2 separate regions of the Homo sapiens genome follow, and region 1 is linked to region 2. A link is a contact called in ENCODE Hi-C or POLR2A ChIA-PET data. All regions are on one chromosome and are shown on one strand. Each heading gives the region's core, a stretch centred on a gene start or an enhancer-like site at or near the end of the contact. The rest is flanking DNA. Distances are from core to core; before and after follow the strand shown.

Region 1 (6,437 bases), core at 2,864-5,363, 1.8 Mb after region 2:
TTACATTTTATACTCAGTTTGCAAAACAACCCTGCAAAGCAGGTCGCAGTTTCTCCATTCTACAGGGAAGAAAATAAAGCAAAGAGGTGGAATAAGTTTCCCAAAGACATGCATGCAGTAACTGGTGGACTTGGACCCAAACTTTGGGCTCTCTTGATGCAAAGTTCTCATTTTCTCCCCCATTCTGGATCTCTAGATGGAGAAAACAAAATCTACATTTCAGTCTAGTGGATGAACTGCATTTTTTTAAGTGGTTCCGGGACTTTGAAACAGTGTCATCGCATTTAGGCAATATGCCCCATGTTTGGAAGTTCATGCCCTGATTTGGTTGGCAGTAACAATAGGCTCCTGAGTGAGAATGTTCCCCCTTGATTCTTTTCTTTTAGGTTTTAATTTTTATTAAAGTTTATATATATGTGTCTACTTTTAAAAATTCAAATAGTTGTTCAAGTCTTATCACACACACATACAAAAAACACTTTTCTGGCTGGTTATACATTTGGTTATAGTCTAGGTCAGTAAGTTCTTAGAATGAGTGAATTCATTCAAAATCTCTATTGCACACCTGCTCTTAGTTAAATGCTGAGGACACATCTTTGGGCAGCCTTTCCTCAGGAGTTCTCAATAAAGGATCTGGGTAGCATCAGCTCCCGTTTTCTCCTCTGGCAAGAAGTAGATGCCAGCTGTGTTACTTTCTGCTTGCAGAGGAAAGAAAAATCGGGCTGCCCCCTTCCACTCTTTGCTTCTTCTTTTTCTCGTCTCCTTTTCTTCCTTTCCTCCACAAACATTTATTGTGCACCTACTACATTCCAAGCATGTGGTGGGCATGGAAGAGACAGCAGTGAACAAGCTAGGTGGTAAAGATCTCTGCCCACATATAGCCTTCGTCTAGACAGGAAGCAATCACTGGATGCGATTATGATGCATTGTGATGAACGCAATGCTGGGAAAAGCACAGGGATTCTGCAGGATCTAGCAGGGGCCTGACTTGGTCTAGGAAGTCCAGGCAGACCTTCTAAGAAGGGACAGCTAAGCTGAGACAGGACGAGCATGTAGGAGCTATCCCAGTGAACAGTAGGGGGAAGAGTCTTCCTGGAAGAGAAATGCGTGTGAGGGCCCAGAGGCCAGAGAGAGACTGTGGCACATCCCAGAGATAACAGAAGTCCCAGATGGCTTCTGTACATATTGCCTAGAAAAAACGTTGAGATCCTTCCCAGGAGCCAGGCTGGGAAGGATCTGTTAAAGAATTTGGATTTTATCCTGGGGCAATGGGAAGTCAATAAATGGGTTGTATGCATGGGAGAGCAAGATCCAGTTTAGTAAAATGGTCTGTTTAGTAAACTAAATGATTATGTTTAGTAAAAAGATCTGTGGCTTCAAATTGAACAGTGGGTTACAATAGAAACAGCAATATCTGCAGGGAGAGCAGTTAGGCCTCTACCACAGTCCTGGCAAAGACAATGGTGGCTTGGACTAGAAGAGATGGAAAAAACTGGATGGATTCAGGCGAGATTTTACAGAAGGTCTGGGGATACACTAGAGTGAAGGAGAGGAAGGAGCCCAGGATGACTTCCGGTCTCAGGCATCTTGCTGATGATTTCATTGGTGGAGGGGAGGCTTGGGGTGAAGATGAGGAGGGAGTCAAGTTGAAGTGAACTTTTGGCTGGGCACAGTGGCTTTGAGCAGAGGGCCAAGCACTTTGGGCAGATGGCTTGAGCCCAGGAGTTCGAGACCAGCCTGGGCAACATGACGAGATCTGTCTCTACAAAAAAAAAACAACCAGAAATTAGCTGGGTAGTCCCAGTTACTTGGGAGGCTGAGGTGGGAGGATCAATTGAGCCTGGGAGGTCAAGGAGGCAGTGAGCTGTGATTGTGCCACTGGACTCCAGCCTAGGTGATACAGAGAGACCCTGTCTCAAAAAAAAAAAAAAAAAATGAAGTGACATTTTGAAGAGGCTGAGCTGGGTGCCTGTGAGATTCTAAGAAGAGGTGAGCATCAGGAATAATAATGTCACTAACTCACATTTATTTAGCCCTGTACTATATGTACTACAGGCCAGGCCTTCCTTTAAGCACACAAACTGGATGATCTCACCAGGAGGTAATTGGATAGATGGGCCTGAAGATCAGAAGAGAGGTTTGGGCTGGAGACGGGAGTTGAGAGACTGAATTAGGTCTAAACTCAGGGTCCGGACAGGCAATGTAAAGAGTTGAAGCTGGCTGGGTGTGACCCAGTTGTTGTGGTGGGCCTGTGGTGCACTGGCCAGCAAATACCAGTCTGACACCAGACACCAGACAGATTCAGACTTTAAAAAATACTGGGCAGAGTGAATAAAACTCAGTGTGGCCTGCCCTGTGGGCCTTGTGGTTTGCCTTGTGAGCCTCCAGTTTGTGACTTCTGAGATAGATGGCCATCAAACCATGAGGGAGAAAGACACTGCCCAGGAGAGAAGATAGGAGGGGATGATGAACTTGAGGCCAGAGTTTCAGCCTTCTACACAGAAAATTGGCTCTGAATATAAGTTCCCAGTGGGTTTCCTGGGATATAACAAGTGACTGATAAAGTGTCTGATTCTGATGCTGCCTAATTGTCATAGGAAGCGAATTCTTATCTTCATGCTTTCTTATCCCTGATTTAGTGTACGCTAGAATAAGGGAATGTTAGGGTTGAAAGACAGATGCCTTGGGGATCATCTGGGACAGGGGCTTTCTACACTGACATGGATCAGAATCTCCTAGGGAAACAGGCAAACCTACAGATCCCAGCATCATCCTCCCAGGCCTTCAGAATCAACCCACATGGAGGGGTCCAGGCATCCTTATTTTTACAACCTCCCCAGGTGATTCTGATGTACACACATGAGCATAAGACATTCTTGTCTAGCGCTACCCCCTCAGATAGGGAAACAGCTTAGAGAGATGAAATCAGTTGCTCACAGTCACACAGCCAGAAAGGGGCAGGATTGGGGCCCACCATAGTGATTCACATCTATAATCCCAGCACTTTGGGAGGCCGAGGTGGGAGAGTAGCTTGAGCCCAGGAGTTTGAGACCAGCCTGAGCAACAGGGCGAGACCCCATCTCTACAAAAAAAATTTAAAAATTAGCCTAGCATGTGCCTGTAGTCCCAGCTACTCAGGAGGCTGAAGCAGGAGGATCACTTGAGCCCACGAGTTGAAGGTTGCAGTAAGCTATGATCACCCCACTGAGCTCTAGCCAGGGTGACTGAGCAAGACTCTATCGAAGGAAGGAAAGAAGGAAGGAAGGAAAGAAGGAAGGAAGGAAGGCAGAAAGGAAGGAAGGAAGGAAGGAAGGAAGGAAGGAAGGAAGGAAGGAAGGAAGGAAGAAAGAAAGGAAGGAAGGAAAGGAGGGAGGGAGGGAGGGAAAGAAGAGAGAGAGAAAAAGAAAAAGAGAAAGAAAAAGAGAGAAAGACAGGTGAGGTCTACGCTCTGGATCTCCTGCCAGCCCCTTCAGCTGGGTTCATTAACCTTCCCACCCCCAGACTCAACCCCAGCCCAAACTTGAGGACCAATGAGTCTCCGAGGCAACCATGGCTCAGAATCAGACCAGCAGTGCCCATGATCCCAGCCTGACTTTGTATCTAGCTCCAACAATGGGACTTGGTCTTATCTTCTCCCCTTTCCCCAAGTTCCCGCCTCCTTCCTTGCATCCATAACTAGGTTCTGCCTGGACCCCTGAGCTGAAGCCCTGCTTTGGTGCCTTCTGAAGCCCTGGGTCCCTCTGGAGCAGGAAGTGTGCACATGAGGGACCCAGTGCTCCTGGGTCTGTGTGAGGACACAGTCCTGCCTCCTCCTGAGGTCAGGAGAGAAAGTGCCTGTCAGGTTGTAGGAAGCCAGTGGGCAGATGGCACAGGTATGCCTTTCAGAGGGGTGAGGCTATTTTTGTCACTCACTATAAATAGCATAGAAAGGGCCATGGCTTGTGGTCAGTTACCTGGAATATCAGGGCAGGATTCTGGCAGGAAGTCCACTCCCACACTCCCCTCAAATCAGAATAAACACGGGCTTGGCCACATGAACCTGAGACTGTGCAGAGTCCTCAAGGAGCATCGCACGGGCAGCTGAAGGGCAATTCAGGCCTTGGGACCCCACACAAAGAAGCCTCTGACTGTGTGGTGGTAGCAGATTATGTGGTTACAAGGATAAATACCCACATTAAGAAATAGAGGCTGGGTATGGTGGCTCATGCCTGTAATCCCAGCGCTTTGAGAGGCTGAGGTGGGAGGATCACTTGAGCCCAGGAGTTCAAGGCTGCAGTGAGTCATGATTGTGTCACTGCACTCAAGCCTGGATGACACAATGAAACATTGTCTCTAAAAAAAGTTCTTTAAAGAAAAAAAATAAAAAGAAATAGAAAATACCTTAAATGGGAACACGTATAAATTTAAAAGATTAAGATGAAACTAGCACTTAAGAATGTACTCTGTGTATCTTTATGAAAATAATTTATCTTCAATCAAGCCTATTTTAATATTGTCATCACAGAATTATTCAGGTATATAGGGCCCAGGAAGACTAATAGAAATAAATGACATACCAACCATTTCTATTACTGTCATCATGCAGTACAGAATACTGTCTAAAAGCTTAATTAAGGTCATTAGATCTGAATTTGATTCATGGCCCTGCTGCTGTGTGATCTCAATAAGTCACTCAATGTCCCAGAGCCTCAGTTTTTCTTATCTCTTTTTTTTTTCCTTTTTTCTTTTCTTTTTTCTTTTCTTTTTTGAGACGGAGTTTTGCTCTTTTGCCCAGGCTGGAGTAAAGTTGCGCAATCTCAGCTCACTCTAACCTCCACCCCTTGGGTTCAAGCGATTCTCCTGCCTGAGCCTCCCAAGTAGCTGGGATTACAGGTGCCTGCCACCACGCCTGGCTAATCTTTGTATTTTTAGTAGAGATGAGGTTTCGCCATGTTGGCCAGGCTGGTCTTGAACTCCTGACCTCAGGTGATCCACCTGCCTTAGCCTCCCAAAGTGCTAGGATTACAAGCTTGAGCCACCGTGCTCGGCCAGTTTTTCTTATCTGTAAAATGGAAATAATAACACAGACTTGATTGGATTTTTGTGGCAATGAAATAAGACAATGCATATTTTTTATGTCCTGGCTAATTTCTGGACCCTAAAGATTTTTGTGGTTATTGTTGTCGTTTGCTTGTTTTTCAAAATTTGCAAATGGTTTTGGTCTCTATGGGTGGAGACCTACATTTACCTTTGGGCCAGACTTTTCCCTTATTTAAGAAGACTGCTTATATCAGGACCCTGGTAACCACCTAGGGTGTGGATAGTGGTGATTGTCAATGAAGGCCACTGTGTTATTCCTTCAGGTGGTGTCCAGTGTCACAGACATCAAAACCAGGGAGCCGGGCAAGAGGGAAAGACCCAGAGGGATGAGAGGTGGCAACTGTTACACTGTAGAAACCTCCAGGAAAAGCTGAGGGATGCTTCAAAGGGGAGAGAGGACCTGTTCAGCCATTGAGCCAGAGGAAGATTAAGCCAATGAAATTTGCATAGTAAATATTATAGAACGTAACTAATTTTTACTGCATTGTCATAACAGGAATTTACTCAAGAGGTACAACAGAAATCTTGCTTGGTCTCTTGGTGGCAATGATTCAAGCATAATCAATTAGTGGAGCTAAGATCTCCTCAACTCCTCAACAGAAACTGGTAAATCAATCTAGACTTCGACTTAAATTTTACCATTTTAACTGATGTAGTTTGGATGTCTGTCCCCTCCAAATATCACGCTGAAATGTGACCCCCAAAGTTGGAGACTGGGCTTAATGGGAGGTGTCTGGGTCATGAGGCGGATCCCTCATGAATTTCCCACAGTAATGAGTGAGTTCTCAGTCTATTAGTTCACACGAAAGCTGGTTGTTTAAAGAGCCTGGCACCTCTTGCTCTATCTTCTTGCTCCCTCTCTTGCCATGTGATGCCTGCTTCCCCTTCACCTTCCACCATGAATGAAAGTTTCCTGAGATCCTCACCAGAAGCAGATGCTGGCACCATGCTTCTTGTACAGCCTGCAAAACCATGAGCCAAATAAACCTCTTTTATTTAAAAAATTACCCAGTCTCAGGTATTCCTTTAGAGCAATGCAAAATGGACTAATACATTAACATTATCCTTGGGTTTGGTGCTGGTGATACCACCATGATAAAAGGTTCTCTTCTCTTGACCCTACACTAATCAAAGAGAGACAATATTGAATACTCCATCACAAATTAAATGTGAGTGTTCTGCAGGAAGTTTATATACATTTGGCTCTCCGTATCTGCCATTTCTGCATCTTCAGATTCAACCAACTTCAAATAGAATATATCCAGGAAAAAAAAAAGAAGAAAAAAATTAAAATAATAAAAATTTTTAAAAACAGTATAATTATTTTTGTAGCATTTACATTATATTAGGTATGATAA
Region 2 (6,410 bases), core at 3,251-5,750:
TTATGGGAAGACAAACTATTCCCAGCCCTGTGTAAGTACTAGAAACTGTTTGGCCCACTGCTTTTTGGTGTCTTTTCCCTAGCCTCGTGGAGTTTCATCCTTCCATTGCACAGATAAGTACTCAGAGCCAAAGGGAAGTACGCAATACAAAGGAACACTCTTGCAGATGTCCAAGACTCTCCTGTGTGCCATGTCCTCCTCTCAGATACTCTGCCCATCAGCCTCTCCAACTTCCCATCTCTGTCACCTCCATCTCTGTCGCCTCCATTTAGTGAAATCACCGGTTTTTGTTTGGGTTCCCCTCCCTGTTCTAGGCTCTGGACACTGCCTCCAGATAGTAAGCTGGGGTCATTATGGAACTTAATTCATTCGTTTCCCTTCTCTCAGGGATCACGATACTGCACTGCCTGTTGGCTAATGTCTGAAAACAATGATTTCATAGATACATACATATATGTGTATATGTATATATACAACCCTTTCCTAAATATGTATAAGTATACATACTTATGATTTATATGAATGTATATATGTGTGTATATATTATATATCTTATACATATTATATATTTATAATATATATTTTATATATGTATATAAAATATAAATATTATATTTTATCATATGCATATATTTTATATATCTATATATTTATATATTATATATAACATATTCAGTATATAAATATATATAAAATGATATATACATATCATATATTTTATATTATATATATGCGTAAATACATGTATGTAATATATAAAATATATATTTTTTTCAAGTGATACTCCCATCTCAGCTTCTCCAGTAGCTGGGACTACACTTGTGAGCTACCGTGCCCAATTCATTTCACATATTATGCTCAATTTTCCAGATATTTCTAGTGATAGGGTAATTCTGCAGAAGCAGAAATCCAAATGTAATTGCTAAAACCTAAATTAAAACTGAATTGTGTTCTTTAATCTTAAAATTCACATTCAAAGACACAAAAAAGGGGTGCCTCTTTATACTTGACAGTAAAGCTTGTTGAAGATGTTCTCTCAGGTAGCTGTTAGCATCTCTAACTTCCCGCTCTTTAATTGGGTATATTCTGACTTCTACCATCACCATATCACTGAAACAGGTCTTATTACACCATCTATAACTATCTTATTAGTACAGCTAAGGAATATATTTAGTTCTTTTTATTTTCCTTCTAGTTCATTTCAGTCTGAGCTGGAAAATGAGTTATTTCCTTACTTGACTTTCTACACCTGTGCTATCCACTCTGGTAGCCACTAGGCACATGCGGCTACTGAATATTTGAAGTGTAGCTAGACCAAATTGAGAGGCACTGGAGGTGTAATACACACACCAGGTTTCCAAGACATAATATGAATTAAAGGACGTGACATATCTCATTAGTTTTTATGTTAATTGCATGTTAAAATGATAATGTCTTAATTATTGGGTTAAACAAGCGCTATCTCTAAAATTAATTTCATCTGCTTCTGTTTACCTTTTTATATCACTACTAGAAAATTTACAATGGCTTATGTGACTCACATTGTATTTCTAATGGCCAGTACTGCTCTATAACAACCTCTTGCACCGACAGAGCCCTGCTTTAAACTTTCCTTTCTTGGTTTGTGGGTCTCTGTTCTTCCCTAGTTTTCTTGCTACCTCGCTGTCTGCTCCTTCTCAGACTTTTCTGAGACCTAAATCTGTTGTTCTAAAATCGTAGTGTGCTGCAAAATCACCTGGGTTGCTTGCCAAAAATGCAGATTCTTGGATCTTATCTGCAGATATTATGATCTGGTAGACTGGCTTGGAGGACCGAGATTCTGATTCAGTAAAATAGAACGAGAGCTCAGAAATTTAGAATAATCTTTAGCCCTATTCTTTCTCATTTTACCCTATACATTCCATAGGTATCATCTTCCCTATCCCACCCAGCTCCAAAGATAGAACTACCACTCACAGACTAACATCTCCCAAAACTCTTATCTTCCAGCTGAGATCCCTCTCTTATCCTGCCCTCTTCTTCCAGCTGCCAGCTGTATATCTTCACTTGGAGGTACATTTGATAAGTTTGAGAAAACTTAGCGTATTCAGTATTTAAATTCTTATCTCTGTTCTCCCTAGCCCATTCCTCCTTTTGACCTCCCAGTTATCCAAGCTAGAAACCTGAAATAATTATTTACTACTTCCTAACCTCTATATCTAATCAGTTAAAAAATCTGACCAATTCTTACTTAACTTCTATCATCTCTATGCCTTTTAAATGTCCTTCATTTAGGGTTTCTCAATCTTGGCTCTACTGAAATCTTGAGCCAGTTAGTTCTTTGTTGTTGGAGGAGGGAGGTTGTCCTGTGCATTGTTAAGTGTTTAGCAGTTACCCTGTCCTTTACCCCTCTAGATACTAGTAGCACCCCTTGCTGGTACAGCCACAATGTTTCTAGACATTACCAAATCCAGTGGGAGGAGGTGAGTGGGAGGGAATCACATTTCAACCCATAGAGCCACTGCCTCACTTGATGGAGGCCCTCTTCTTAATCATCTGCGTTAGGGCAAGAGTTTCCACCTGGCCCTCTAGCCCAGGACCGCACCTCTCTTCTATTCTCTACACTCCTGATAGTTTTACAGTTTTCACAGGTTAAAATTCAGTATCTCTAATATGGCATAAAAAGGGCATTATTTGTTACCTATGCGCCTTTCCAGCTTTCCACTCTACCCATACTGAAAGGCTTTGCAGTTTCCTTAGGGATGGATGAAAGGCGTAAGAAGTGTTAACTATAGACAGTAACTAAGCTAGTAGCTTATGAGATAAATGCAAAACTCCTAGCATATTTTAAATATAGAATATGAGTAAGCATGTACTTTGTGAAACATAGGCAGGATTATGTAAAATATATAGAGTAAGTTAGTAAACTATAAGACATGCCAAAGTTAAATAGAAATATGATGGAATAGAGAGTCACTGATAGCCAAAAAGGGATGGAAAAACTAAGCAATGAGCAATCATGACATCTCTGGGCTATTAACTATGTCACCTCTAAATCAGCCACCCATTGGTCACACTTAGAATAGTCTCATATGTGCTCTGCCCAGGAAATGCAAATAAAACCTGTATCTGTTCAACAACTTACCGAGTAAGCTCTGGCTGTGACCAGGCATACTTCTCTGCGTCTATCCAATAAAGCAGGTGTGTACCATTGGCCCAAAGCACTTTCCACCTGTGGGCCTCCTTGCTGACACCTCACCTCTGGTCCTCGTAAGTATACCACCAGCGGAGAAGGCTGTTGTGGCAGATAGGATATATGAACATTACTTAACCCATGATTCAGGTGATGGCGTCCTTCCACTTGCTTGCACCTTATCCTAAGTGTGTCCACTTACCACAACTCTTTCACCTTTTCACTGGATACTTAAATTGAATAGGCTATATTATTTAATAATCTTAATTTGATCTGTGAGCCTTCTCTGTTTCATTACCTTTAGGATAGCTTGCCTAGTTTACTAGGAAGTCACAATTGCATCAAATTAAGTTCCATGCAGGCATTAATCTCCTCCCAGAACGCTCCTGCTTTAGCCCCTATCATTTTATCCTGTTTATATCCATGTGTTTCTGTTATGACACTTTTCACACCACACTGTGATTAACTGTTTATTCCTCTCTCACTAGTCTGTGAGCTCCTTGGAAGCAGAAATAAATTTTGTTTTTGTCTAATCATTGCTTAACAAAGTGCCAACCACAAAGTAAACAGTAAAAGAATTACAGAATGCAACCTCCTGCAGACACAGTTGAAGAAACTATTCATTGTTTTTTCCTTTCTGTCATTCCCTAGTTCTAGGCATCAAATCGCTTGCCTAGTCGGCGAGCAGTATGAAAGTGGTGGGAGGACCATAGACGCACTGCAGAAAACAGCTTACAGTAGATGCAGAGAATTACTAGCACGCTTGGGCCTTGGTGGGGCTTGTCTTATTTACCTGTTCCTCATTTTTCACTGGGAGTTTAAAACAAGTTTTTGTTTCCCTGCTATCCCGACCTTAAGATAATTAAAAGGCCAAGAATCTTTAAGAGACTTTCAGTTCTCCTGGATTCTAGATAATAAAACCCACTTTAAAAATTAATGAGCACCTATACTGTGACAGACAATAAGGATACAATAAAAATACCATTTCTGTTCTGAGAAAATTTACAAGCATCTTCCTGGAGCCTACATTTTACTCGAAGTAATAGCTATTTTTATAGCTTACAATAAAAGATGCATTTTGGAATATATTTCGCTTGAATTAAAGAAATAGAATGTGAGACCTTAAACAAAGGGTCCGTTCTTCAGATCCTTTTAACTCACACTCTCCTTCAGGGGTCGGGGTATTTGGGTGCAAAAGTTTACTATCACGCACAGGTGTAGAGATGTACAAATACGATCCAATTTAGTGGAAACTGTGTCTTGTAAGAGATGGCCCCCAGGGACCTCCCACATCCCTAACCTCTCGGAGGACTGCAAAAGACAGCATCTGAAGCACCTCTTGCCTCGCCTTGAATCATTTGCCACTTCACACCGCCCCGCCCCTTCCGTCCCCGGAGGCGGCCAGCCTCGTGTCCGCTCTAGGCTTCTCCCGGACGTCTCTTTGTGGTGGCGTTGAGCTCCTCTAGCCCGCGCTTGCCGTCCTCTCAGTGGTAGCGCGGGGACTGGCTGGGAAGCGGTCGGTCGAGTGTGGCCTGTGTGGACTCGCATCTTGCCCGAAGCCGGGCGGAGGAGAGCTCAAGCTAAGGTGGAAGGGGAACGGGGGAGGCCCTGGAGAGGAGTGGGAGAGTGGAGACAGGCCCCTGGGTGGCGAGGGAGCCCGGCGGCGTAACGGGGGAACCCGGGGAGAGGTGGAAGAGGAGGCCCGCACACGTGAGGGGGATTTCCAGCTGCTGGCCGGGGCCTCTCACCCCTACCCCCGCGTAGTTCATCTGCGACGCAACGCCTTGTGTCAAAGCCCAGCACAGGTTCTGCCGCCTCTGACCTCTCTGAGGGTCGTCGCCTGTCCTGTAGGCCCAGGACCTTCAAAGCTACGATTTTGACGTGAACTACTTAGGGTTATTGTGGCCTTGAACTCCGTAGACAGCCTTTATCTCTGCTATTTTTGTTTTTAATTTTTCAAATCAGAATCCTTTCAACCCTGGCCGTTTGAGGCCAAAGGCTAATGTTTATTTTTCCATCCCGGTACCATGAACTTAGTAGGTGCCCACTGGACGGATCTGGTGGTTTTAGTCATTTGTAAATAGCCGTGAACTAAGGAAGAAATGTATGTGGCCTCTTACAGGGTTGGGTTGGGAATCATTGCAGGGTTTGGGGGCACTCTGTTAGGCATGATAACAACAGCTCTAGGCTTGAGTTTCTTCATCTGTAAATGAGAATGATAGTACTTTCCTCAGGGTGGCTATGAAGGTTCCTGAAATGATGTTTGCCCTAAGCACTGTACCTGGCATGTCCTGACTACCACACTTGAACCAAATCTTTTCAATGGTGTTATGGACTATATTTTTGTTTTAAATTGCCTTTACCTTTCTTATTGTACCTAGATCTTCCTGAGGATTGAGACTCTCCTCTTTGCCTTTGGGCCAATTGTCATGTTATAGGTAATCAGTATTTGAAGATGACAGGCACAAAAAGTTCACAGTTGCAGGATGCGTGACTTTTGTAGGCGTATGTACCCATAACTAAAGCTCCTGATTTGGGGAGTAGGGGTAGATTAAATTATATTTTTATTAAATAAGAGATAATCTGGGAAGACGCTGTGTAAGTTGTAAGACCCTATGCCAAGAAAAGCCTTTAATTTTTTTCATAAAACATTTCATGAAAACTTTTTTTATGTTTTTCATAAAAGAGACATCAGTTGACCTAAAAACGAAGTAAATTTTTTGTTTTGTTAAATTTCCTCTAAATGTTACTTTTCCCACTAATAAGGAGACTGGTAACAAACTAAAAAACTATGTTAAGGGAAATTAACATATTGGAACGGGTATTTCTGCATCTCCCCTACAAATTTAGGAAGAAAAAGTGAGTTCCCTAATTAATCCTCAATTCCCTCTGCTGTTGTTTTGTTAGTGGCTGTTTTGCTGTTTTGTTAGTGGTGGGGGGGGTGTTCTGCATTAACACCCCGAAACCCCTGTGATAATGTCCTAGACCTTGCAAGCATCATGGCCGCGTGTGAGTTTTCTCAGCTTCCTCAACCTAATCTACCTTCCTTACCGTTTGGTAATGGGCAGCAAGAGAAAATGCTTAAGAACTCTTTAAAACTACTGATGTTTTAAAGTAAAGCTGGATAATTCCCTGAGCTGGCAGCGTTCAAATTGTATGAGGAGCAAATACTTTTGTTTACTGCCTAAGGTAGTAGGAGAGGTCTAATCAAAGTATTCTACATTTATTTCATTCTCTT

What was found. A loop is a pair of places that touch in the nucleus more often than their neighbours do. ChIA-PET counts read pairs that join two places held with the same protein, here RNA polymerase II (POLR2A). Pooled maps may share reads with other maps.
Region 1: a loop to region 2 is called in a pooled map, with 6 times the contacts of the local background. The contact joins the enhancer-like site here to the promoter of ARL14EP-DT in region 2. A Hi-C loop is called at or near these places in 3 of 50 pooled maps. POLR2A ChIA-PET finds 5 or more read pairs at or near these places in 2 of 52 experiments (H1 and OCI-LY7).

Annotation. Positions count from the first base shown.
Region 1 is chr11:32,114,543-32,120,979 of GRCh38, forward strand. It overlaps the pseudogene THEM7P. Among named protein-coding and RNA genes, the nearest start is that of SNORA88, 26 kb to the right of the region's middle. Within about 2 kb of position 4,114, at least 4 of the 41 ENCODE cell types and tissues checked have a DNase peak (open chromatin) inside an H3K27ac peak, as active enhancers do.
Region 2 is chr11:30,318,446-30,324,855 of GRCh38, forward strand. ARL14EP-DT (ARL14EP divergent transcript) reads right to left here and starts at 4,501. Exons shown (of 2, transcript NR_187437.1): 1 at 4,473-4,501. It overlaps ARL14EP (ARF like GTPase 14 effector protein), which reads left to right and starts at 4,659. Exons shown (of 4, transcript NM_152316.3): 1 at 4,659-4,757. RefSeq lists silencers at 3,045-3,104, 4,759-4,888 and enhancers at 4,321-4,926, 4,439-4,688.